Regions from separate parts of the Mus musculus genome. Here all the other regions are linked to region 3. A link is a loop called in an ENCODE intact Hi-C map of the cell type or tissue named here. Cell type or tissue: gastrocnemius. All regions are shown on one strand. Region 1 holds the start of Pdgfc (platelet-derived growth factor, C polypeptide). Region 2 has its middle 19 kb from the start of A830029E22Rik. Region 3 holds the start of LOC102640985 (a long non-coding RNA gene).

Region 1 (8,000 bases), 880 kb before region 3:
TGCCCTGACTGATTCAACTAAGTACTTGGTGATACATCTGTCTGACTGCACACCAAGGCATTTGCTTGCTCTAATGTTATTTTTATTTTCCTTATTTTCATTTTCTTTTTTTATTACCCCTCCATCCAAAGATGCATCTTTTGTTTAGATTTCAAACCCTACTGTGCCTTCAACGCTTTCACGAGGATTTTCTGATAAGGAAAGCATATTGGAATCCTATCAGAGACACATGTATTGCACATGGAACCACCCTAGGCCCTACTAACATGTTTTTCTCATTCTAGATAACCCCATAGGAACTTTAGTCTCAGCACGAAGCACTTCGTGCATAAAGGCAACCAGTTCAAACATTAGGGGCTCCAGGACAGCCTATGTGTAAATTGCCACACTATGTCCCCAGACACTCTAGGAGCTAGATTTCATTATCATGCAGCACCCAGCTGCAAAGGACAGGGACTCTTTCTTCTGCTCAGTGGTACCCTCCAACCCCAGTTCCTCTCCAAACAGGGTTCATGTGGATACAGTGGTGCATGGCTTCAATTCATGTTACAACTCTGACTTTATCTTTACTTTTGATTTATTCATTCTCCTTCAGACAGAGCCATTCTGGAAGCATCTTGAGTTCAACTTCCCTCCTTCAGTGCAGAACTCTGGCCACGAGTCCTGACAAAGCGCTTTGGGAGTGGGGATCCCCTTAGGAATGAAAGACAAGTTACAGCCAGGGAGAGCCAGAAGAGAAGGAGTGGCTGTCCTCTCCTACTTTTTTTTCCCTCTCTCTTTCTCTGAGTTTGCAGCACCCTTGAACAGCCCGCAGACTCCTTATTTGGGGTTAGGGGCGCCCAGGGGAAAGGAAGCTGGGGGCCGCCTGGCGGCATTCCTCGCCGCAGTGTGGGCTCCGTCTGCCGCGGGGCCCGCAGTGCCCCCTGTCTGCGCCAGCACCTGTTGGCCCGCCAGCTGGCCGCCCGCGCCCCCCGCGCCCCCCGCGCCCGCCCGGCCGCCAGCCCCGCGCCCCGCGCGCCGCCCGCTGGGGGAAAGTGGAGACGGGGAGGGGACAAGAGCGATCCTCCAGGCCAGCCAGGCCTTCCCTTAGCCGCCCGTGCTTAGCCGCCACCTCTCCTCAGCCCTGCGTCCTGCCCTGCCTTAGGGCAGGCATCCGAGCGCTCGCGACTCCGAGCCGCCCAAGCTCTCCCGGCTTCCCGCAGCACTTCGCCGGTACCCGAGGGAACTTCGGTGGCCACCGACTGCAGCAAGGAGGAGGCTCCGCGGTGGATCCGGGCCAGTCCCGAGTCGTCCCCGCGGCCTCTCTGCCCGCCCGGGACCCGCGCGGCACTCGCAGGGCACGGTCCCCTCCCCCCAGGTGGGGGTGGGGCGCCGCCTGCCGCCCCGATCAGCAGCTTTGTCATTGATCCCAAGGTGCTCGCCTCGCTGCCGACCTGGCTTCCAGTCTGGCTTGGCGGGACCCCGAGTCCTCGCCTGTGTCCTGTCCCCCAAACTGACAGGTGCTCCCTGCGAGTCGCCACGACTCATCGCCGCTCCCCCGCGTCCCCACCCCTTCTTTCCTCCCTCGCCTACCCCCACCCCCCGCACTTCGGCACAGCTCAGGATTTGTTTAAACCTTGGGAAACTGGTTCAGGTCCAGGTTTTGCTTTGATCCTTTTCAAAAACTGGAGACACAGAAGAGGGCTCTAGGAAAAACTTTTGGATGGGATTATGTGGAAACTACCCTGCGATTCTCTGCTGCCAGAGCCGGCCAGGCGCTTCCACCGCAGCGCAGCCTTTCCCCGGCTGGGCTGAGCCTTGGAGTCGTCGCTTCCCCAGTGCCCGCCGCGAGTGAGCCCTCGCCCCAGTCAGCCAAATGCTCCTCCTCGGCCTCCTCCTGCTGACATCTGCCCTGGCCGGCCAAAGAACGGGGACTCGGGCTGAGTCCAACCTGAGCAGCAAGTTGCAGCTCTCCAGCGACAAGGAACAGAACGGTGAGTATCGCCCCCTCCTCCCCCTTCCCGCGTCTCGCTGTGCGTTCGGGTTGGCATTGTGCGGTGGCATGTGGGGTCCTCCAGTCGTGGAGCTGATGGTCGGGTCTCTGGCGCTGCAGATGGGAGTTTCCTGAGTCCGCGTGCACTTTCTGGGGTGGGGGCAGATTTCGGCAGTTTGCAACTTCCGAAGCTCACTGAGTAGAGGGAGCGGGAAGTGCCCCGCAACCTCAGAGTGGAGAGGACGCATGGGCTATGGAAAGGATTGGAAAAGTCAACTGTGACCACATTGCTAGGTGGCATATGGCCAGAGTTACAAGTAAAAGAACTGCCTTTAAGAAGAAATCCCAAAATGAATGAGTCGTGGCAAGTTTGACTTTAAGCAGGTATGGGGGGGGGTGTTAAGAATGGAGAATTCAGGAAAGGTATTAAATTCCTTAATCGAAACACTGTATTATGGGAAGGCAGGCACCAATAAAGAATTAGGTGAGAAATACAGAGGTCAAGAGGCCACTTGGACATTTTCAAAGGAATTGGTTATGGTTTTTCTCTTGAACTTTTTTTTTTTTTTTAAAACGTGCCTTTGTGCCCCGAAACCCTCACCTTTTGGTGGTGTATTTTTTTGTATGTTCATGAATGACTATTTTGTGTGTGTTGGAAGCGATCTAATCCTGCATAGGAAATGAGAATTACTTTCAGCTTTCAAGTGTACCTGAAATGTTTAGAAAACTTTCAGATGCGAGTTCCCCTGGGCTGGGATTGCACAGAGCTGGAGAAAAGCCTCTTTCATAAGTCCAGGGAAGCTTCGGGGGTGTAATTTGCTTAGCCTCTGAACCCCATATGATTCACAGCATTCAATTTCTAAACTCCTTTGCTCTTGATCTACCACTATAAAGCCATTTTTTGAGACTCTTTTGTAAATAGAAATTTTATACCACACATGAAACCACAATGCTAATGTAGGCATCCTAAAACTGGAATATTAAATACCCTGTTTACAATACAAGGGGAGGTTCTCGCTGCTATTTAAGAGGGAAATATACATGTTTTTCCTACTTTGTTATCTATTTACAATGCAATTTCACTAGCCAGGTAAGATGACTGCCAGAGACAGTTGGGAAATGAGGATGGAGTGATATATATATACATATATACATATATATGTATATATATATATATATTGCTTCAAGGCTTCACATCTGGATTTCAACTCTATAAAGGACACATCTTAAAACAAAGTCCAAAAATACATATGTTCTCTTCATCATTCCTATGCATTGCTGGGCCAGGGTAATAGCATGGTGTTTCTTGGTATGCTTGCTCCTTACCTCTGGCTAATGTGATGGCATGTGGCACCTTAAGGCTCTTGAACTGCTGATCAAAGGGCAGCCTAGTGATCTATCTATAATCATAGGGCCTGCAGAGACCTGAGAGATCAAAGGAGCCACAACACCAGCTATACCCAGGCAGGAAGCAAATCCAACCAACCTTTGTCCTTTCTAACACAAAATAAATGTCTAGTTTAAAATATTGCTTCTTACTAAATCTCCATAGCAACCCAGCTTCAACTTATCGCTGCACAGTGAGTGCTCCTTTCTATTTCTGGTCCCTCATCTCCTGTGGCTGGGTCCCAGCATCCCTCGTTCTCCTTGCTACTTTTGTATCCTTTTGCTTTTTCCTTGCAGTCCCTTCTCATGATCTACATGCTATCATCACTTTGCAATGAGCGCCAGAGCTTTCTGCTGGCTGCAGCTAGCTAGCTACTTGGGTAGCTTCACATCCCCAGAAGATGGGAGTTCACTAAGCCAGGCCACACACATTCTGGTGCCATCTGATGCTGGGCCATTCTCATTCCTAAGATGCATGATGCTAAAAATAGTCTCCTCATTTCCTAATCTGTGGGCAGAGGATCTGGCTATGTTTAGCTCTTTGGAGGGTTGGCAGCAGGAAGTAGAGAGGAGAGGAACTACTCACCTTAATAGTTTTCAAAGTAAGAGAGGTAGTGCTAGCTAACACTAGGGGGCAATATAGAGCTATTTTCTGCACATTCTCAGGTTGACTTTTAGACATAGGGTTTCAGGGTTTGAGAATAACAGGTGGGCTTGGAAGAAGAGCACTCTGGAATGTGACCAGATTTCTTGGAATAGCAGCCACTTCTTTTGACTTTTTTTTTTTTTTTTTGACTTCCCAAAGTGTCACTTCCTTACATTGGCTAGTTTCCACCCTCATATTTGGTTGTGCTTGAGTTTTGATTGCCCTGTTGCTCTTTGTGTTGATGATCCTCTGGTTCTGTAGGCATGACCTTCTCAACAGTTAGTTCCCTTAGACAATGCCAGGGGTCAACTTGATTCACATAAAGGCCTTCTAAGGGCCAACCACAAAGTGTCCAAATCGATCTGGATTTGTGATCATAAGAGGTTGGTTCTGTTTTCAAGTTCCCCCTCCTCTCTATGACTAGGGCTGATTAGTTTCTTTAACAATTTGATGTCATCAGTGGAAATTGGATGCTATGTTTGTCCCATAGTGGAGCTAAATATGCACCCTTGGAATGGAGCATATATACATGACTCAAAATTAGGGAATAGGACCATTTGCCCAGTTACTAGCTACTAGATTGTTGTTCTTGCTATTTGAATGTAGCATACTTTTATCTTTTCTTCCCAATGTCAGTGATGAAACTCAGGCCTCACAAGTATTAGATAAGCACTATCCCAGTGAAAATTACCCCAGCTCTTCTTCAATCCCATTGTTATTCCATACCCCGATGGCTCCAATATGAAGCCAGGCTTCCTAGATTTTCCTTGAGGAAATGAGTTGAAAAATAACTTTTACCTACTTGGAGGACATCTGGTTGTTAAACACAGGGAGGAAATACTTCATGTTGGCAAAGCACTAGCTCCAGATAACAATGCCTACTATGAGGTGCTAGAGTTCTTCTATTGAGTTCCAATAAGGAGGAATTACATAGATATTCAGAAGCCGCAAGAAGAAAGGCTCAGTTTGCACATCAGATGTAGCAAATAGATACCAACTACAAAGCTATCTGTGGAGCTATGTTTCACTTGTCTTACGTAAGTCATTTTAACTGACCCCTAATCTGTTTTTTGTTTTTGTTTTTGTTTTTGTTTTGTTTGTTTGTTTGTTTGTTTGTTTGTTTTGCTGTCCTTATTCTCCCGAAACACCTTGGGTTTTTGTCTTAGACTTTGTCTTTATTAGGGCTCATTTATGAGCAACAGTTACAGTGTATGCCCTTTCCTAAGGGAAGGTTTCATGGTTCTTTGGGCAACTTCCCTTGGGGAGATGGGTTCACTAGAAATGCTTTTGAATGTTTGGTCCCTCTTTTAGTGCTAGCTCTTCACACTGCTGCCACAAGCCTGCAGGTAATCAAACAGAGCCCACATTTTACCCTTTAGATAAGAACTTGGAAGCTCTTTTGTGAACAAACTGACCAGAGTCTTTAAAGATGCTCAACAGTACACAGGCTCTGACTGGGGACTCCAAGGACTTTCCTGCAAGGCAGTCCTTAAGTTTTAGAGTATGACCTTTGAAACATATATTTTTGTTCTTTATGAAGAAACTTCCTCCTATGGCTCTGTTCTGTATGAGAGAGCTGAGGCAGCTGAATAAGGAAAGAACAATTATGTAATGATGAGTGCGGTCCTTTCCTTCCAATAGCTGGGTTTTGGAAGTCCTGTACCAACTGCAGTAGTCTATACCCAATCAGACATATGTTACATTCAATTTAAAAGGTATTCACAGAGGATAAAAGCCCTGTAGAAGCTTTGTAGGTGGGCATGGAATGTGTTAAGTCCTTCTAAACAGATGCTGGGATGGGAACTGAGCTTTTTCAGTAGTTCAAGCTTGACTGATACAGAAGACTGGCATAGCTTTCTCAGTCAGCTAAGCAATGCCCATGTCTTGTCTTTTTTACCTCTTTGAAATCTCTTTATCTGTCTTACACTCACTTCTACCTTGTGCTTGCAATGTCTGTAGTGTTAATATTATTAGTTCCATATTTCTTACATGAAATTATGATAATCTGATGTATATTAATTTATATAAAGCACCCACAAATCAAATATTTCCAAGACCACTAAAATTGTCCACATAGCTTTGTGTTAGTGTCAGTCCAAATACCATGTCATAATTGAAGTTCCTTCATTAGATTATTCTCATTTTAATGTTTTTAGTCATTTATTTGAAACTGTTGTCTGTAGCCAGAATATCTCAGTATTTTTGTGTAATTTCCCATTCATTTATTAAACAATCTGTGCTGTATATTTATTTCCACATCTGGCTTCAACTATGGGTAAAACACTATCCTTTCCTTTCTCCTATGAATCTATCTAGAGGTTAATCTCCTGTTGATGTGCCCTAGTACTTATGCTATAATGTTAAAATGGGAAAATGTTTGTACTGAGTCGTCTCTTCCAACAGCACAAAGGGTCTAGCCATTCAAAGCTGCCTGACACAGACCCAAGTCTAGGAAAAGCTCCTTCAACTCTGGGTCTCAGAGCTGAGCGGTCAGTGTCTCTATCATACCAACAGTAAAGCTTTCTGACACTGTGGACAACTAGCAGAGATTGTAGGTAAGCTTACAGGAGGGACCTAAAATGAAGGGGTGTGGTTTCTTTTGGTTGCCCGTCACCTACTTGCAACCTTTGGGCTTCCCCTTTAAAGGATTGTGCTTGGAAGAGATGGAGGCAGACATGGACACACCAGTGGCTTAGTTATCTGTCTGAGCCCCTGGAAAATACTAACCATAATTCCTTTGTATAAGTTCTAACTTCTTGTTATGGATATTAGACACAACTTCTCCCAGGACAGGTTTTGCTGACCCTTTAGTCAAAACTAGCCAATCTACTTGTCTTGTCAAATATAATAGTATAATTAGCTTCATAGAACTTTCCATGTTTTGTTTCTTGTTTCTTGATTCTTTTTTCTTTTTTTTTTCTTTTCTCTACTTTTCTTTTAATTGTCTGTTCTTCCCTCTTTTACTATGGAGTGAGTTTTTTGAGACCATCTGCTGATCTGTTTTCTGTAGGAGCTATAGCACCTGGATCAGAGTACAGGAAATTCTGTTCTCATTAAATATTTGTGAAGTGTTGTTTTTCTAGCAAGACTGTAGCATCTTCTATAGAAGCAAGTCCTTTTGAAAGATGCCTTCCATGCTGTTTAGTCTTTTCATTGGAAGATAAACTTGGAAATGGTGGGACAGATCATAATAATACTTGATGCTATTGATGAACCTACCAAATCTCCAAGTGTTGTGTGTCAACAGTGGGCAGGTTTTCTAGATATGCTGATGTTGGCTTCTCTCTTAAAAGTGCTATTTGTTTATGTACCTGTGTTGTGTTTGCTGAGGATGGGGAATTGATATGAACCAAGACTCCTGAAAATGGTAAGTAGATGAGAAGCCAGCAAAACTGGGATGCTTTTCATTTTGAACTTTGGCTCATGGACAGCTTGGACCTTAAAGTCCTAGAAACATGCAAGCAGTGCTATGCTGATGAAGTTTGACCTGAGAAGATCCTAGGGACCACTGATAGGAAAACTGGGTGAGGCCTTAGACGGAAGACATCCCCTGTAAATATATGAATAGATCAGTAGCCAATTGCTAATATGATTTCCTTATATTGGAATCAATTAGGCCCATGGCATTGTGCTGTCAGAATGAGGCACATTTTAAAGCATTTTTAAAAAATATATATAAGAAGGTATTGGGCTTTGCATTGTGCTCAGTTTACAAGACCATTAAAGAAACAACTTCAGAACCATCACATTCAGTTCCTAGATCAGCTTGTCTAGCTATTACCTATGGTGGTGATTCTATGGTATAAATATGGGACAGTTTGGCAAAGGATTAAAACAGCTGCTTTAAATTTTTTTTACCATTTAGTTTCAGAGCTTCACAGCAAGCATGTAGACTGCTAGGTGAGTTGTTTTTAATATTTCAGGTTGTAATTCAGTATATATTCAGTTTATAATTAGTTTATAATATTTCACTGTTTAATGTTTCAGTTCAGTAAC
Region 2 (8,000 bases), 140 kb before region 3:
GTAATTGTTGCTTCTTTTTATTTTTGTTGTTAGGGTTGGCATTCTGTTCTTGTGACTGTCTTCTTTTTGGTTTGTTGAGGGATTACTTTCTTGCTTTTTCTAGGGCGTGATTTCCGTCCTTGTATTGCTTCTTTTCTGTTATTATCCTTTGAAGGGCTGGATTCGTGGAAAGATATTGTGTGAATTTGGTTTTGTTGTGGAATACTTTGGTTTCTCCATCTATGGTAATTGAGAGTTTGGCCGGGTATAGTAGCCTGGGCTGGCATTTGTGTTCTCTTAGTGTCTGTATAACATCTGTCCAGGCTCTTCTGGCTTTCATTGTCTCTGGTGAAAAGTCTGGTGTAATTCTGATAGGCCTTCCTTTATATGTTACTTGACCTTTCTCCCTTACTGCTTTTAATATTCTATCTTTATTTAGTGCATTTGTTGTTCTGATTATTATGTGTTGGGAGGAATTTCTTTTCTGGTCCAGTCTATTTGGAGTTCTGTAGGCTTCTTGTATGATCATGGGCATTTCTTTCTTTATGTTTGGGAAGTTTTCTTCTATTATTTTGTTGAAGATATTAGCTGGCCCTTTAAGTTGAAAATCTTCATTCTCATCAATTTCTATTATCCGTAGGTTTGGTCTTCTCATTGTGTCCTGGATTTCCTGGATGTTTTGAGTTAGGATCCTTTTGCATTTTGTATTTTCTTTGACTGTTGTGTCGATGTTCTCTATGGAATCTTCTGCACCTGAGATTCTCTCTTCTATTTCTTGTATTCTGTTGCTGATGCTCGCATCTATGGTTCCAGATCTCTTTCCTAGGGTTTCTATCTCCAGTGTTGCCTCGCTTTGGGTTTTCTTTATTGTGTCTACTTCCCCTTTTAGTTCTAGTATGGTTTTGTTCATTTCCATCACCTGTTTGGATGTGTTTTCCTGTTTTTCTTTAAGGACTTCTACCTGTTTGGTTGTGTTTTCCTGCTTTTCTTTAAGGGCCTGTAACTCTTTAGCAGTGCTCTCCTGTAATTCTTTAAATGACTTATGAAAGTCCTTCTTGATGTCCTCTATCATCATCATGAGAAATGTTTTTAAATCTGGGTCTAGATTTTCGGTTGTGTTGGGGTGCCCAGGACTAGGTGGGGTGGGAGTGCTATGTTCTGACGATGGTGAGTGGTCTTGATTTCTGTTAGTAGGATTCTTACGTTTGCCTTTCGCCATCTGGTAATCTCTGAAGCTAGCTGTTAAAGTTGTCACTGTTAAGAGCTTGCTCTTCAGGTGACTCTGTTAGCCTCTATAAGCAGACCTGGGAGGGTAGCTCTCTCCTTAGTTTGAGTGGGCAGAGTATTCTCTGCAGGCAAGCTCTCTTCTTGCAGGGAGGGTACCCAGATATCTGGTGTTCGAACCAGACTCCTGGCAGAAGTTGTGTTCCACTCACTAGTAGTCTTAGGATCCCGTGTGGAATCCTGTGTGGGCCCTTGCGGGTGTCAGGCGACTCCACTGGCAAGGTACCCTGGGACTGGAGTGGAGCGGAAGGGGCTTGTGCCCCAGGTCAGGCTCAGGTAGTCTGCTTCCCTATTTCCAGCGGTCTCAGGTTCCGCGTGATTGGATTGGGGCAGGCGCTGTGTTCCACTCACCAGAGGTCTTATGATCCCGTGTGGAATCCTGTGTGGGCCCGTGCGGGTGTCAGGCGAGTCCGCTGGCAAGGTACCTCGGGGCTGGAGTGGAGTGGAAGGGGCTTGTGCCCCAGGTCAGGCCCCAGGTAGTCTGCCACCCTATTTCCCGCGGTCTCAGGTTCCGCGTGATTGGATTGGGGCAGGCGCTGTGTTCCACTCACCAGAGGTCTTAGGATCCCATGGGGAATCCTGTGTGGGCCCTTGCGGGTGTTGGGCAAGTCCGCTGGCAAGGTACCTCGGGGCTCGAGTCTTATTTTTTCTTTCTACTGAAAATATTTTTGTTATTTTCATGTAATATATCCTAATTATGGTTTTCCTTCTCCAAACAGTCCCAGATCCTCCCTATATCCCTACCTACCCACATCCACATCCTTTCTTGCTCCCTCTCAATAGAAAATAAATTAGCATTAAAATAACAACAATAACCTGAACAAAAACAAACACAAGAAAAATTCACAAGAAGAACAAAGAAAACTCAAAAGAAACATATATTGATGTAGAGACAAACACACTGGCAAACACAGAAATCTCATAAAAACACAAAATCAGATACCAAGTTATATAAACAAAATGCCTACAAGGAAAGGGAAAAAGAAAGAAAGAAAAATGAAAAATAAAATGCTCAGACACATGGAGAAACAAAACCAAATCCAAACAACAACAACAATAACAAAAACCCTCCAAAACTACAATGGGATTTGGCCTGGCCTTAAAAGTGGTTTGTATGCCCAATTAGACACCTTTGGAGACAACTAATTTTCATTATGAGTGGTTATCAATTAGTTATAGCTTCTGGGTTGGAAATGTCAGCTGGACTGCTGGGCATGGTGTCACACGTCTTTAATCCCAGCACTCAGGAGGCAGAGGCAGGCAGATTTCTGAGTTCCAGGCCAGCCTGGTCTACAAAGTGAGTTCCAGGACAGCCAGGGCTACGCAGAGAAACCCTGTCTCGAAAAAGAAACAAAGAAAGAAAGAAAGAAAGAAAGAAAGAAAGAAAGAAAGAAAGAAAGAAGGAGGGAGGGAGGGAGGGAGGGAGGGAGGGAGGGAGGAAGGAAGGAAGGAAGGAAGGAAGGAAGGAAGGAAGGAAGGAAGGAAGGAAGAAGGAAATGTCCGCTGGAAACACAGACGTTATTAAAAAGCGAATTATACAAACTCATAGGTACACATATTTGAATCAGAAGCATCACTCATGGGAAACGTTAAGTTTTGCGTGATTGTGTTTTTTGGCTACCATCTGTTCTTCGAGTTATTTCTGTGTGTGGGATTCACACATCAAAAGTTCTATACAAGGATGCAGTCTTAACACTGTATTCAACGTTGTGCCTGTTCGTTTCCAACAACAGTAAGCTTCACCAGAGAAGCTATATTAGCAAAACTGGCAAACACTAGAAACGGGGCAACCTCCCCTGGAAGGCCAGCCAATGGTCTCTGCTCTGAGCTCATTACTAACTCTTCTCTGGATATACAGTTTTTCAGAACTCTGGATGTACTTTCTCAGTCCCTTTACTAAGTAATTTCTAGATAATTAAACTGATCAAATGATTGTCAGCAACAGGTTTATGAGTACAAGGAAATGCCAAACAAGTAAAGAACTGTGAACAGAAGGCCCTCTCCTGGCGCAGTCCGCATAGTTTTATTCTAATGGGTCATAGTGACTGTAGTGACATGTCTTCTCCCTAGTCCCCAAACTATCACATCACATGGTAAGCTACATGAGGCCCCTGGTTTAGTTCCTTGCGATTCAGAGATGTATAGCAAATAAAGGCTCTTTAAATTATGAATTCTTGTCTCATCCTTGATCTCATTGGGAAACAGATAGAGCAGAGTAGATTTCACTGGAGAAACTCGATATTACGGAGACAATAAGCTATGAGGAATAACTCTAAAGATGTAGTGATAGCATTTAAAGGACGTTGGGCTGCCCACAGGAAGGGCAAACTTGGTCAGGAAAATCCCCTGTTCCATTAGGCCTGAGGCTTGTTTGGGAGGGAGTGGTTACAGCTCCCGGGATGGCAGAAGGGGCTACTGGGGTTTCTGGGTCGAAGCTGGTCCACACTCAGCAGACAGGAAGGAAATGAGCCAGCCTGCTGGGTGCGGGCATTCAGCCCATTAAGCAAAGCCACAGAGGAAGTCCTGGTGCTGCTAACGACTCTAAGCCTGGAGCATTCAGTATCAGTACGCTTCAAGTACAACTTTCTGAAGGTGATCATAGGGCTTGATGTGAGCCTATGAGGTCACCGCGTCCACTGGGTACGTGGCTGGATAAAAAAGCCACCACATGTTCTCACCACACACCCACATCATGTACGGAATAATGCAGCAGAAGCCAGAAGGGTAACGCCAAAGCAAAACTGCTCAGAGGAAAAGCATAAAAGAGAGGAAGAAAGAAAGAAAAAAAAAAAAAATCCCTTTTTTTTCTTCAGCGTGTCTCTTGCGCCCTCTATTGGCAAAGTAGATATCTTGCGGCGTTTACAGAGTTGTTTTGTGTTTGGAAGTGAAATTGGCAGTGTTCTCTCTCGATCCTCACTAGGGGGTCTTGGCTGACACATTTGTAAAGTTAGTCCCTCCATTTTGAAATGGTATTTTTCCTTGTCATCTTGCCCTATCAAATTTGTAAGTCGGAAATTCAGCGTTCCCTTGATGACTCTCCAGCGACTTTCTCCATAGCAAACATCTGCCTCAAATAAACTCTCCTTTTTTCTGTCAACCTCAAACTTATGTCATTATCTGTCCTATGAACGACTATATTTATTCCTTGTGAAAAAAGAGATAAGTGCCTGTAGTTCATGAGACATTTCACTTGGCATTTCAGGTAGATAGATATAATCTGTTTATGTTATTATAATTTAAACTGCACTGTAGAGGTAGAATAACAGCTCTGTCAATTAGAAACATTAGGAATTCCATACAAAAATATTGAAATAATATGATAGTCATGATAAAAATAATGATCACAACAAAAACATTCTTAATAGGAAATTGCTTATAACCTGTCAGTAAGATTAAAACTAGGTAGAGGCTCTCAGGGGTTATCACTTCCAAACAGGGGGGAAAACAATCTCTGAAGTCAAAAGTAAAAATCATTTAAGGCTGTGAAAATTATCTTAAGAATAATAAACATGTGTTTGGAGGGAAGAGGGTCTGTAAAGCCATCCAACCCATGGACCATATTAAGACTCAGAAAACATATTAAAGATGTAGGTATTTTCCGCAAGATCTTTGATATTATTTCCAGTGGTTCCTCGTCTGGCTCCCTTTTGTGAATCTTTTCTGCTAAGCCTCTAATCCAAATCTTGTTCTCCAGGTCTCCTTTTCTATCACAGTCTTGTAACCATTCATCTTTATGTGTTGTTAGAGCCCAGTCCTATCCCCTTCCGAGCTTCCGTCCGAAAGAAGATGCTCAGCCATTCTCTACTCCATTACCTTGTGCTTCACTCTGTGTACCTTTGGGGTGGAGCTCTTTCCGACTCTGAGTCAGCTTGCTTGCTCTGCGGTGTGCTTTGAGGCTACTTGGTGTTTTAGTTAGCTTTTCAAGTACCACAGCACAAACCTTGAGATGGACCTATCAAAAAGCGAAGAGATCTTTATTTTAGCACATTGCTCTGGAGGTTCAAATATAATATCGGGTGGCTCAACTGCCCTTAGCCTCGGATGAGTGTCATGCATCACTATGGACTCGAATACTTTCTGGTCAAGACAGGAAGCAAGGAAAGATGAGAATCCCACAGTACTCTTAGACATATGCAGTCAGTGACTTCAGGAGATCATGCTAGGCCCTGTTATTTTATTTTTAGCATTTCTCAACAGGCCAACCTGGAACCCAAACTCATAACACATGGACTTAGCTGGGAGAAATTTGCGACTAACCCACAAACCTCAAGAACCTGGTAAAGAACTGGAAAATTATAGCATTAGACAATGAGAAATCTGAGCTCCCTGCCACTAGCAAACAGTGGAGACCCTTGCCAACATCCATGAGAAGCAACTATCCCAAACAAATCGTTAAGGTTAATAAAGGCCTAGACATGGTAACTGAAAGGTCATGAGAGTCTGGACGAAAGGGAAAAACCAAGTACAACCTTCCTAGTTTCTAGATACTAAATAGACCAAGAGCTATTCACATGAATGCATAACCAGTCAGGCTTTCCATTGATCTGAAGTTATCTACCAATTAAATTTCACAGGGTTGACCTTAAAAATTATCTAAATACCAAGATATATTTTTACGTTTTTAGTATTTCGTTTATAACAGTTATCTGGAAAGAAATTCCATGTGATATTATGATATATTGGTACAGAAGTCACAAGGTTTGATATTTGTAGAGTTCTACCTGAAAGTGCAATTATGATGTATTAAGAGTCAAAAACAAACTCAATAGACTCAATAGACTCGTATAGACATAGAGACACATACATTTAAACACACAGAAATCTCATACAAACCCAAAGTTAGACATCATAGTATCTACACAAATGGTTTGTAAAGAAAATCAAAACAACAGAAGAACAACAGTACGGAAGCATTAGAAGACAAGGAACCAACCGCCAAATATCCCACTGAGTTTGCTCTATGATGGCCATCTACTGTGACATGTGTTGCCTGGCCTTAAGAGCAGTTTCAATACCTAGTGACACTCCATTGGTAAGAATTAATTTATTTGTGAGAGCTTCCAGTAATAGCTTCTAGATTAAGAATGAAAAATTGTATCTACTTCCTGACTTATTCCTGGGACCTGATCAGAGCCAGACCTGTGTGAGCCCTTGGCTGGTGCCATATTCTCTCTAAATTCATACATGCTTTGGTCCAGCTATGTTTAGAAAGATTTGTTCCTCAAAATAGTCACTTTAATCTAATCACATGAACATTAAAATCTCAGCTCATGCAGGACGCCTATGGGAGGTAGTTCCTAACTGCCCGGGGCGGTTATATCTACCACACTCTTAGGAAGTATATTGATGTTGATTTTTCTTTCAAAGATTGTTCACATGCTTGCAAGCTGTCATGAGTCTCTTAATGTACTAAAAATTGTAGTCAAACAAACAACACAAAAAAGCAGAAAAGAAAGAGCTAGAGTCCAGGAATAGAGCTTGCAGAAGGCTGTTAATATTGTACAAGCTGATTGCAGAATTCTAACACTTGGAATGTGTCCCTATTTCTTTGAAATAAAACAGCATATCATCTCTGAGGTGTAAATAGTAAACACAGAGACTTGTGAACAGAGTAGATGAACAGAGAAAATAGAAAATCATCAATTGAAGTCCAGCAGATTTTATGAAAAAGTTCTCTTTTTTTTTTTTTCTGCTTTTTGAACCAAGTAATGCATGCTTTGGGAAGAGATAAAACATAATATTCGAGAAAGCCTTTGTCTTCACTCACAGTCCAGGGAACTTACTGTGGTGGTTTGAATATGCTTGACCCAAGGAGTGGCACTAACAGGCAGTAGGGCCTTGTTAGAGTGGGCATGGCCTTGTTGAAGGAAGTGTGTCACTGTAGCAGGGGCTCATTGAGATCTTCCTCCTAACCACTTGGGGAGCCAGTTTTCTCCTAGTGGCCTTCAGATGAAGATGTAGAACTCTCAGGTCCTCTTCCACCATCCCTACATATGTCACACCGTCCTTTCCACATGGCCAAGCAGGACTCAGCACTTATCTAAAAAGACAATAATGTAACTTCTCAAAATCATCGTTGAAAGGTGTGGTACAAATAATAGTGAGTGCTTTGTTTTAGTATAAATAACTATGTGATCCTATAGTCAAAAGTTAAAGGTAAGTAAGGTTTTGTCCATACTTTTCTGTGTGTTTCCTCATTGTGCAAATTAGTGAGTGCCAAGTGTGGTTGTAGCAAATGCAAGCCCAATGACTGAATATAGGATTTTCTATAGAAAGATTTCCATTTTCTTCTTACAAAGACAAACCTATACTTCTCAAGATGCCATTTGTGAACCTGAGAAGCTCTTCTCAGAGGTTGCTTATCTGAGAGTTTTATTAGCAGTGGATATCAATTGATATCAGTTTGAATGGCAGTAGGCAATTTACATCAGTTTTCTCTGATTTTACAAGCTAACATTCATTCTCTCTCTCTCTCTCTCTCTCTCTCTCTCTCTCTCTCTCTCTCTCTCTCTCTCTCTTTCTCTTTCTCTCAAACACACACACACATTTGTAAAGACACCATAATGAGTCCATTTAAAGTTATTCAAATATACACATGTTTAGAGATGCCCACTTAGGATTGCATATGGTATCATGGGGCTAGTTGCTGGGAAAGACTGGGTCTCCTCGATGCAGCCATTATTTGCCTGAAGCTCTTTACCTATGGGTGGTGGCTTAGAGATTTTCTCCATCTATGT
Region 3 (8,000 bases):
TTCCCACATCAGAAGAATCAACGACGACATATGCAACTGTAAAGACAACATACAATTTACTTAAACTCTTCCGCAAGTTCACTGGAAAGATTCTCTGGGCAGGTACTCATGTCTCTTTTCACAGTTTCACCTCAGGAATACTTTCTGGGATGAAGAGATGATACCAGCACCTCACAGGCCAGAATGGCTTCTTTCCAACTACTTGATTTTACATATGGACACAGGCAAGTCTTTACGTGTTCATCATGGATATAAAACAAGTATTTTTCTGTTATTTTTTCCTCCTTAATACATTTGCTATGTTTTTAGCAGTGCTTTACCAGTGTTATCGTAACGCTATGTAACAGACACCCCTGTTAAATTTTAATGGACCAGAGAAACAATCATTTTTCCTTCCATGTCTCGGTTGACGAACAGTCTGTGGATTATCTGATGGCATCAGCACTTGCCTAGGCTCTCCTGCACTAGAATGAGCTATTTCAGGTCTTTATCTCAGTATCCAGGCTGAAGGATGCTCTTGAAGGTGTGTCTTTCTCATGGCAAACAGCACAGGCTCCAAGAACATAAGCTGATGAGATTCAATAGGCAAATTGAGGCTTCGGCTTGTAACTCATACTCTATCATTCCTAGGTACTGTTTCATCAGCAGAAGAATGCATAATTTGACTGTCAAACAAGAGAGCTGGTGCCCAAAATAAGTGAGGGGAAAAATGTTATCTATAGAGAATTTATGGAGGTACAGCCGAAAGGTAAAGATCAATGCCAAATGGCATCACTGAGCCAGTCATGCAAGTAAAAGATGGCTGCTACAGTCCAGTGTCCGGTGCTGTGGTACAAATGCAAGGTTGGAGCATCACAGGTACTATAAGCAGGAGCAGCTGTATCTCTGCCCTGTCATTTCCTCCCGTTTTGTTGCAGATGCTTCGCTGTGTTGGCTACACTGCACAAACTGTCTTGACTTTCATTCGCCCCATTTGCCTTATTGTTTGGATAATGCTTTGCCAAACAGCATTTTCTTTCTTTCTTTCTTTTTTTTTTATTTAGCTCTGGTCTCTGCATAATCAATCTCATCAAGTCTTTATTGTTATGTATTCAACCAGAGGGAACTACTTCAAATATTCAATCACCCATCATAGATTAGAGTCAAGGTTCATCATTAGAGTTTGGCAGACTTTAACTGTCAATCTCTGTTTCCTACCATTAAATAATTCAGTTTCTTTAGAAGAACAGTAATTATTTCTCAGATATAGAAATTATAAATCAATGTAACTCTATAATGAATTTAGACTATTTAACAGACTTAAAACCTCATTAGGTTTTATATATTGCATTTTTATTTTAAACAAACAAACAAACAAACAAAAAACCCCACTTAAGTATCAGCAAGCTCATGAAATACAGTAAGGCAGGACAGACAGTTCATGCTTTCATCCTGACCTCTGTCATTAAGATTTATAGGTTCTGAACACATAATACATGCCCTGCTTTTGATCTCCTGGTAACCTCATTCAAGCATGAGCTTTGAGCTTTGAAGTTTTGTGGAATCCTGGTCGGTTGATCCTAAGCAATACCAACAACATCCCAGAATTTTTTATTTTAACTTAAAACATATAAGCCCTTTTATTCAAGTTGATCACAATGTAATTACACATTAAAATTTAGAAATTCTATACATCTGTGTTTCTAATAGAAAACCAATATCCAAAGTTTGACTTAAACATTTTGACCTAAACTAGAGACTTAGGTTTGAGTCTGACTTTAATTCTCATAATCTTAATTTAAAATTTTATTGTAATTTATTTCTAAAGGCATTTATTGATACTTTGTTTTAGATAAAGCTTGGAACATGCAACAAAACACACAACAATGCCAACAAGGTTTGCCATAATAAATTCCCTGATGCTATATGGTAGGGACACAGAGAAGTGAGCCAAGCAAATTCAAAAGAGAATTGTAGTTTTGCTGTAAATTTTTTATGAAGAAAATAGCTCCTAGTATGTGTGTTGCTTGAGAGAGTAAGAAAGAGAATCCAAAGAGTAAAATGAGCCAGCAATATTGTGTTGTGAAAGAGCAAATCTCCTTTGCGAATGAGTATATGTCCTTCAGCTGTCACAGGAAGGGAAAGGCCAGATGTGGATGCCAAGTAAGCAAAGGAGAACGTGGTACCCACGAGACTCATTGCAGTGGGCAGGGGTCGGGCCAATGAAAAGTTCTGACAAGGATAATCATGGTGTCCAGGAACAATATGTGCAGACTACCCACAGTAGCCGGTTTCCCTTAGAAGAATAAAAAATACTGCCTCTCTGCTCATCACACAAACTTGGAAACTAAGTCATTCTTGTGGGTTTCCTTTGTATGGGTAGCACCATGTTGAAAGCTAGATTTTCAAAGTACGTATATATGTCAGCAGAGTCAATTAAACAAACAAACAAACAAAGCATGAGTTAACACATCAACTAAAAACTAGAATGTATATTAAGGATCCTCACAGTAGGCTGAACACATTTGGAATCTGCTGTTCCCCTCCACATCCATTGTGGTTTGATGCCTTGACATCCTAAGGGGCTGAGTGAAGGAAAGAAGACAGGTGAGATGGGAAGGAAATGACAGATATGGAGGCAGAAAACCTGAGGTCAAGTGGAGTGTGCACATTGCAGGAAGTGGCATCAACTCTTCAGAAACCCGGCAGCACCTCAGCTCCTTTATTACACACAGCACAGTGGGGCGGAGTTAGTAGGCTAAGTATGAGGTGTCTGAATGAGCCGTGTCAGGCTGTAGACAACCAGGGGGGAGCTGTGGTTGCTTGTTTGTGCACGTTTTGCTAATATTTGCACACAGAGCAGAGTAAGGCGTTGCCATTCCTGAGCTTGACCCTTAGGGGGAAGGCTTTATCAGTTTCTCATGAGTCATTGCCAAGCCCATGTCAGACAAAACACATTCACCCTGGCAAGGACTTCATTGGCTCTTTACACATCCACTCAAAGCTTCCTAGGCTCACATGGTCCTTTCAGAGGAAATTATAAGATGCACAGCTTGGTAGCTGAACCAAGTAGTATCCTAGCAACAAAATGCTAAGCACTTTCTTTGCAGTCAACTAATAATTTTAATATTCTCATATACGGAGGGAAGGAAAAGGTCTGGTGCTCTGATAGAAGTGAAAATTCCTTCACAATAGAAAGGATAGAACCTGTGTGTCCATCCATCCAGCACATACCTGTTAAATGCCTGCTAAGAGCCCAATACAGTAAGATTCCTTGGGACTCACAGGTCATTGTCAACATGAGATCAAGATTCTTATTTAACACGTTATGCACTGGACTCACATAGAGTATCAGCTAACAAGTCACTGTCAAATGGCTCTCCGCTTTTAACTGAAAATGCATTAAAGACAATATCAATTTCCATTACCAGAAAACTTCAGACAAAGACAACCGACAACATATATACAAAGAGAGACACTTGTTAAAGAGATTGTTCCACTCTGTTAGGGAGGGTGGCATGTCCTGGGATCTGCAGGGTAAAGTCGGGAAGCAGGAAGCTTGAAGATCAAGACTAGCCCCAGTTCCGAAGTTCTGTGACCCAGGAAAGGTGATGGGAAATTCTGGTCCAAAAACCTGAAAGCATGCATCTTGGCAAAGCAAATGCGTCCACTCGTGTCTGGGCACAGGAAACAGCCAGTATCTAGTGTTAACGGCAACCACGTGCAGAGAAATCTGATGCCCAGAGAGACCAGTCTTTTCTCCAGACTGACCACTGACTGATGCCAGCTCCCGTCCCCCTACAGCTATGGACAGCAAGTGTCTTTACCAGCTCTGTCCCTGAAAACACTTTGTCCAAGAACATCCTTACAAAACCATTTAGCATCATGTTTAATCAAACAGCGTCACCCTCCCTGACTTGGCAGGTTGATGCATAACACCACCTATCACAGGGTCCATTTTACGAAGGTTGTTGGAACGAAGCTACGGTGAGCAACCATAATAGCAGTAGGGAAGAAAAAGAACCTGGGAAGACAGGTAAAGACCTGCAGGAGGCAGAGGGGCGGGGAGAACTCAGCTGTATAGGAAGACTTTTCTGTTTACCTGCATTTTCCAGTCAATTTTTAACTTACCTGAGAAGTTTGGAGAGGGGGAGTTTCTGAGGCAGACCGAGCATCCCCACCCTCCGCTTGTCTGTCAGCCATGATGGTGGAGATGGCGGAGAGCAGGCCTTTCACGAGTCTCACTGGGTTTGTGTGTATTTGTGTGTTACGTAACAATTCTCACGAAATGAACATGTATTTGTATGTTATATAACAAGGTGTGGGTGTGAAGACATAAAAATGAGAAATGTCGAGGCAGCACCTCCGTGCCCTGTTCCCGAGGTTGCCGGTTCTTTCTCGGAGACAATGATGGAGTGTGAGAAGAACTCACGAGTGCAAGATTGTGAAGAAAGTACTAATGAATACCCTCAGAATTACACGCTTCACGTTTCTGCCTTCAAGTTTATCCTAAAAGTCTTTTTTGGAAATGTTAATTCTATCATTTTATTTGTCTAGTTCTGCAGAAAGGAACATTTCTGAGGCTAAATCCTTATTAGAAATATTCAATTTCATCCGAAATGTTTCCACACATAATATTACAGTATAATAAGAAGTCTCTTAAAATATCTAGGTGCTTGCTTAATGTAATTATTATTACCTGTTTTAATGTCAATTCGTTCTCCTGTCTACCTTCAAAGACATCAATTGTGTGAGGGGACTTGTTAATTTGTCTCCTTGGACCTCAATTCCTTCAGCTGGAAAGTGAAAATTTGAATAAAAAGACCATTATAGAGTTCTCTAGCTTTAACCTTATATTCATGATTTTTTTACATGCCATTTATACCAGATTCTATCCTTGGCGCCAATGTACTGTCTTAAGAGATACTATGCTGCCCTCATGTGGTCAGATATGAGGATGCACACAAATCAGTAAATTTTTTTGGCCAGTTTTGTCTGCCAGTTCAGTTTGTTATCCTCAATAACAAAATTAATTAGGAACATATATCCCCCAAATTCTAATACTTTGACAAACAATAAAGATATGAATTATCACATATCAAAAATAATATGAATACACTAATGGTATTTAAAATCAACCCATTAGGTAATATAAATATACATGCCACAATTTTTTTTCAAATCTGTAATATTCAGGTGGTAAAATTAACAGTTTCACAGTGTTCTGAGAGGCCGTGATACATATTGTCTGATTCCATAACTTAAAATATTTCAACACTGTATTATCTTCCAACACCTTAATTTTGAAACATTCTATTTTTTTTTTCATATTCCTTTGTTTCTAGGAGACATTTCTGAGGAAATGGGCATAAAATGTTTAAAACTCTGGCTGGATATTATGTGGAAACTCTACTAACACAATAGCCACCCTGAAATTAAAGTGCAAAGGGAGTTGATTTTTTTATCCATTTATCAAATTGTGACCAATATTGATGATTTAAGGTAATGAGAACTTGATAGAGATCAATGGTCTTAGGCCTCCAATAAATGGCACTCTTCTTATCAATTCACAGAAGGGTAAAGTTATCAATCGGAAGTTACTCTGTGATCACTTCATGAAACAGGCGAGCAGTGGCTGTGATTGTAAAAAATATCAGTAGTGGTTTTACAAGCACGATGTCTTAGAGAAACTAAGTGGGTGAAACCAAGAATCAGATAAACTAAGACTCGGGGGAGGCTCTGCGGCTCTGAGCCCTGCAGCTGCCTGAGACGCATCTGAAGGAAGTGCATCCATCATCTGACAAGCAAATACCACAGCTGCAGGAAGGATTCAGAAAGCCCCTAGTCAGAGGCTGTGTGCTTCATGAAGCTCTTCAACCTAAATTGATCGTTTCAATTCCTCTTTCAGACCCAGAATAACAACTTTCTCTTCCTCACTGTAACTCCATGTGTTGGTACCTACCATCAGACCTTCTCAGCAAGGCACATAGGTACCTTCATATATTATTCTCCCTTCCCATACTCCAGGACCAAATAACAGTTCCTTCATTCCTATTCTTGCTTGCTTGCTTGCTTGCTTGCTTGCTTGCTTGCTTTTTCTATTCTAAATGACCAAATCTTCTGCCCATTTATTTGTGACTATAAAAGTGAATAATGATCAAAACCTTTCAATATTCTCTGGGTCAATGCAAATATTCAAGAAGGAACGGATTAGGGAGGAATTGCTATACTTAAAAAAAGATAAAATCAGGAATCATATTCCCTTGTGTTATAGACAGACAGATTTTACATTATAGGACTGTGAAAAGTTCCACCTTAGACTGTCTCTTCCCTGTCCATATATTTCTTCCCTGAGGAAGCCTATATTTATTCACATCTCTCCTTCTGAGTAATATGATATTTGCACAGGTAGTGGAGATCAAAAGCATGATACTTGCAGGGTCTGTTTAACGTGTGGGAGACACATACCTACTAAATCACCATATAGCATTAATGTAAGTGACAACCATGAGATAAAAAAAAAATACCAGAAGTATTTCTGTAGACAACAAAAATTATGCTTGCTTGCTATTTTAAATTGAGAGAGAGGAAGAGAGTTGTTGACATTTCTGTAGTAGATAACAACACTACGATCATGCCTTTAAAACACCAACTCCACCCCATATACACACACAGCAGGCCGAAAGCTTTCATCTCTGCACATTTGCTCAAATGCCTTCGGAATAAAAACAGACCGAGGTTACCATAGAAACTGCTCATGGTTTCAGGTGTTTCTCGGCTCGGGGGCATTTTGTTTCACTAACTGGGTGGAGAGGGAAGTATGCATCATGGCTTCTCATTAACTCCACTCTCCCTCTTTGTTAGAGGTTGGCTGCAGGAATCCCATGTTCTCCTGGTCTGTGTTCCCAGCAACTTCTCTCGCTGCCATTTGCTGTGCCCAAGTGGCACAGAGCCACTTTAGAAGGTTGGCGACTTCTGCCCATTTCTGACTGCATTTTCCTCCCTTCTGATCAGCAAGGAAATGAGAATGTTACTTCCATAGGAACTCACATGACATGCTTTCCTGTTCCGACTTTATACCATCCATCTGGAATGCTATCAGTGTAAGATATGAAAAACAACGGCAGTGACTGTGGAACTCCAATTAACACCAATAACAGCAAAGATTTAACAGTGTGTGGGGTTGGGGGGCCGGGGGGAGTCAGTCACGGTGTGATGCTATGGATCTGGGAAGGCCTGCTCTCTAGTATCTCTTGACTGAGATGCTGGACTGTAAACATGGAGAAGAGGAACAGGAGAGCAGCATCCATCATTGCTCTCTGTTCCTAGGTAGACGTGATGTCACCAACTCACTCAAGCTTCTTCCTTCCTGACACCGCCCCAACCCATCATTATTGACTGAACCCTTGAGCTGTGAGCCAATCTGAACCCCTTCTCTTTTAAGCTGCTTTTCCCTTTTTTAGGTCCTTTTCTCAAAGCTGTTAGAAAAGAAACCAAGATACCTGACACAAAACAAAAATACAGATGCAAATTTTACCTTCTGTGTTGGGTTAGCATGCAGTCTCAACACTCTAAGTGATGAGTACAAAAGATCATGAGTTTGAATCCAGTTTAGACTATATAGTGAATTCTGAGGCAGCATTAGGCTAAAACATGAAACGGGGTCTGAAAAAAGCAATAAGTTATCAGGAAAAAAAAAGATAAAAATGAAATCTTTCATAAGGTTCTCAGTAATTAATTCCCTTAAGGAATGATGCTCTCCTCATAACGTAGGTTGACAAATTAAACATTAAGAAAACAAATCAATGTGTGGAGAATTTATTTATTCACATGCATTCTCAAATGTCAGCTGTGTCTCTAAGTGATGCAAAAACATGCAAATCTCGCGTCACTCTGTAGAGGTGTGAAAACCCCCAGATCCACCCTGAATCAGTCTGAGACTCAAACTATCCCACCATCTTTAGTTTCGTTGAGTTAGTTTTGTCTTATTTTATCATGATGTCCATAGTATGTCACGCAAT

What was found. Hi-C counts contacts between places; a loop is a spot of excess contacts. Peaks named below come from ENCODE experiments on the same cell type or tissue, not always from the same donor. Only the 100,000 strongest peaks of a DNase experiment are listed, where the experiment ranks them.
Region 1: a loop joins it to region 3, with 2.9 times the contacts of the local background. A loop is called at or near these places in 20 of 42 quality-filtered maps.
Region 2: it touches region 3 in a loop (2.1-fold over the local background); 13 of 42 quality-filtered maps call a loop at or near these places.

The regions. Positions count from the first base shown.
Region 1 is chr3:81,035,582-81,043,581 of GRCm38, forward strand. Pdgfc (platelet-derived growth factor, C polypeptide) reads left to right here and starts at 835. Exons shown (of 6, transcript NM_019971.3): 1 at 835-1,973. The coding sequence starts at 1,856. In gastrocnemius, CTCF peaks have their summits at 900 and 3,984 (motif pointing right); DNase peaks (open chromatin) are centred at 1,086, 1,307, 1,923, 3,813 and 1 more place; H3K4me3 peaks cover 2,381 bases; H3K27ac peaks cover 1,524 bases.
Region 2 is chr3:81,779,337-81,787,336 of GRCm38, forward strand. No RefSeq gene overlaps it. Among named protein-coding and RNA genes, the nearest start is that of A830029E22Rik, 19 kb to the right of the region's middle. In gastrocnemius, a CTCF peak has its summit at 4,121 (motif pointing left); DNase peaks (open chromatin) are centred at 3,752 and 4,152; H3K4me3 peaks cover 700 bases.
Region 3 is chr3:81,920,227-81,928,226 of GRCm38, forward strand. It overlaps LOC102640985 (a long non-coding RNA gene), which reads right to left and starts at 4,408. Exons shown (of 3, transcript XR_375741.2): 1 at 4,111-4,408. In gastrocnemius, a CTCF peak has its summit at 4,927 (motif pointing left); DNase peaks (open chromatin) are centred at 4,926 and 6,915.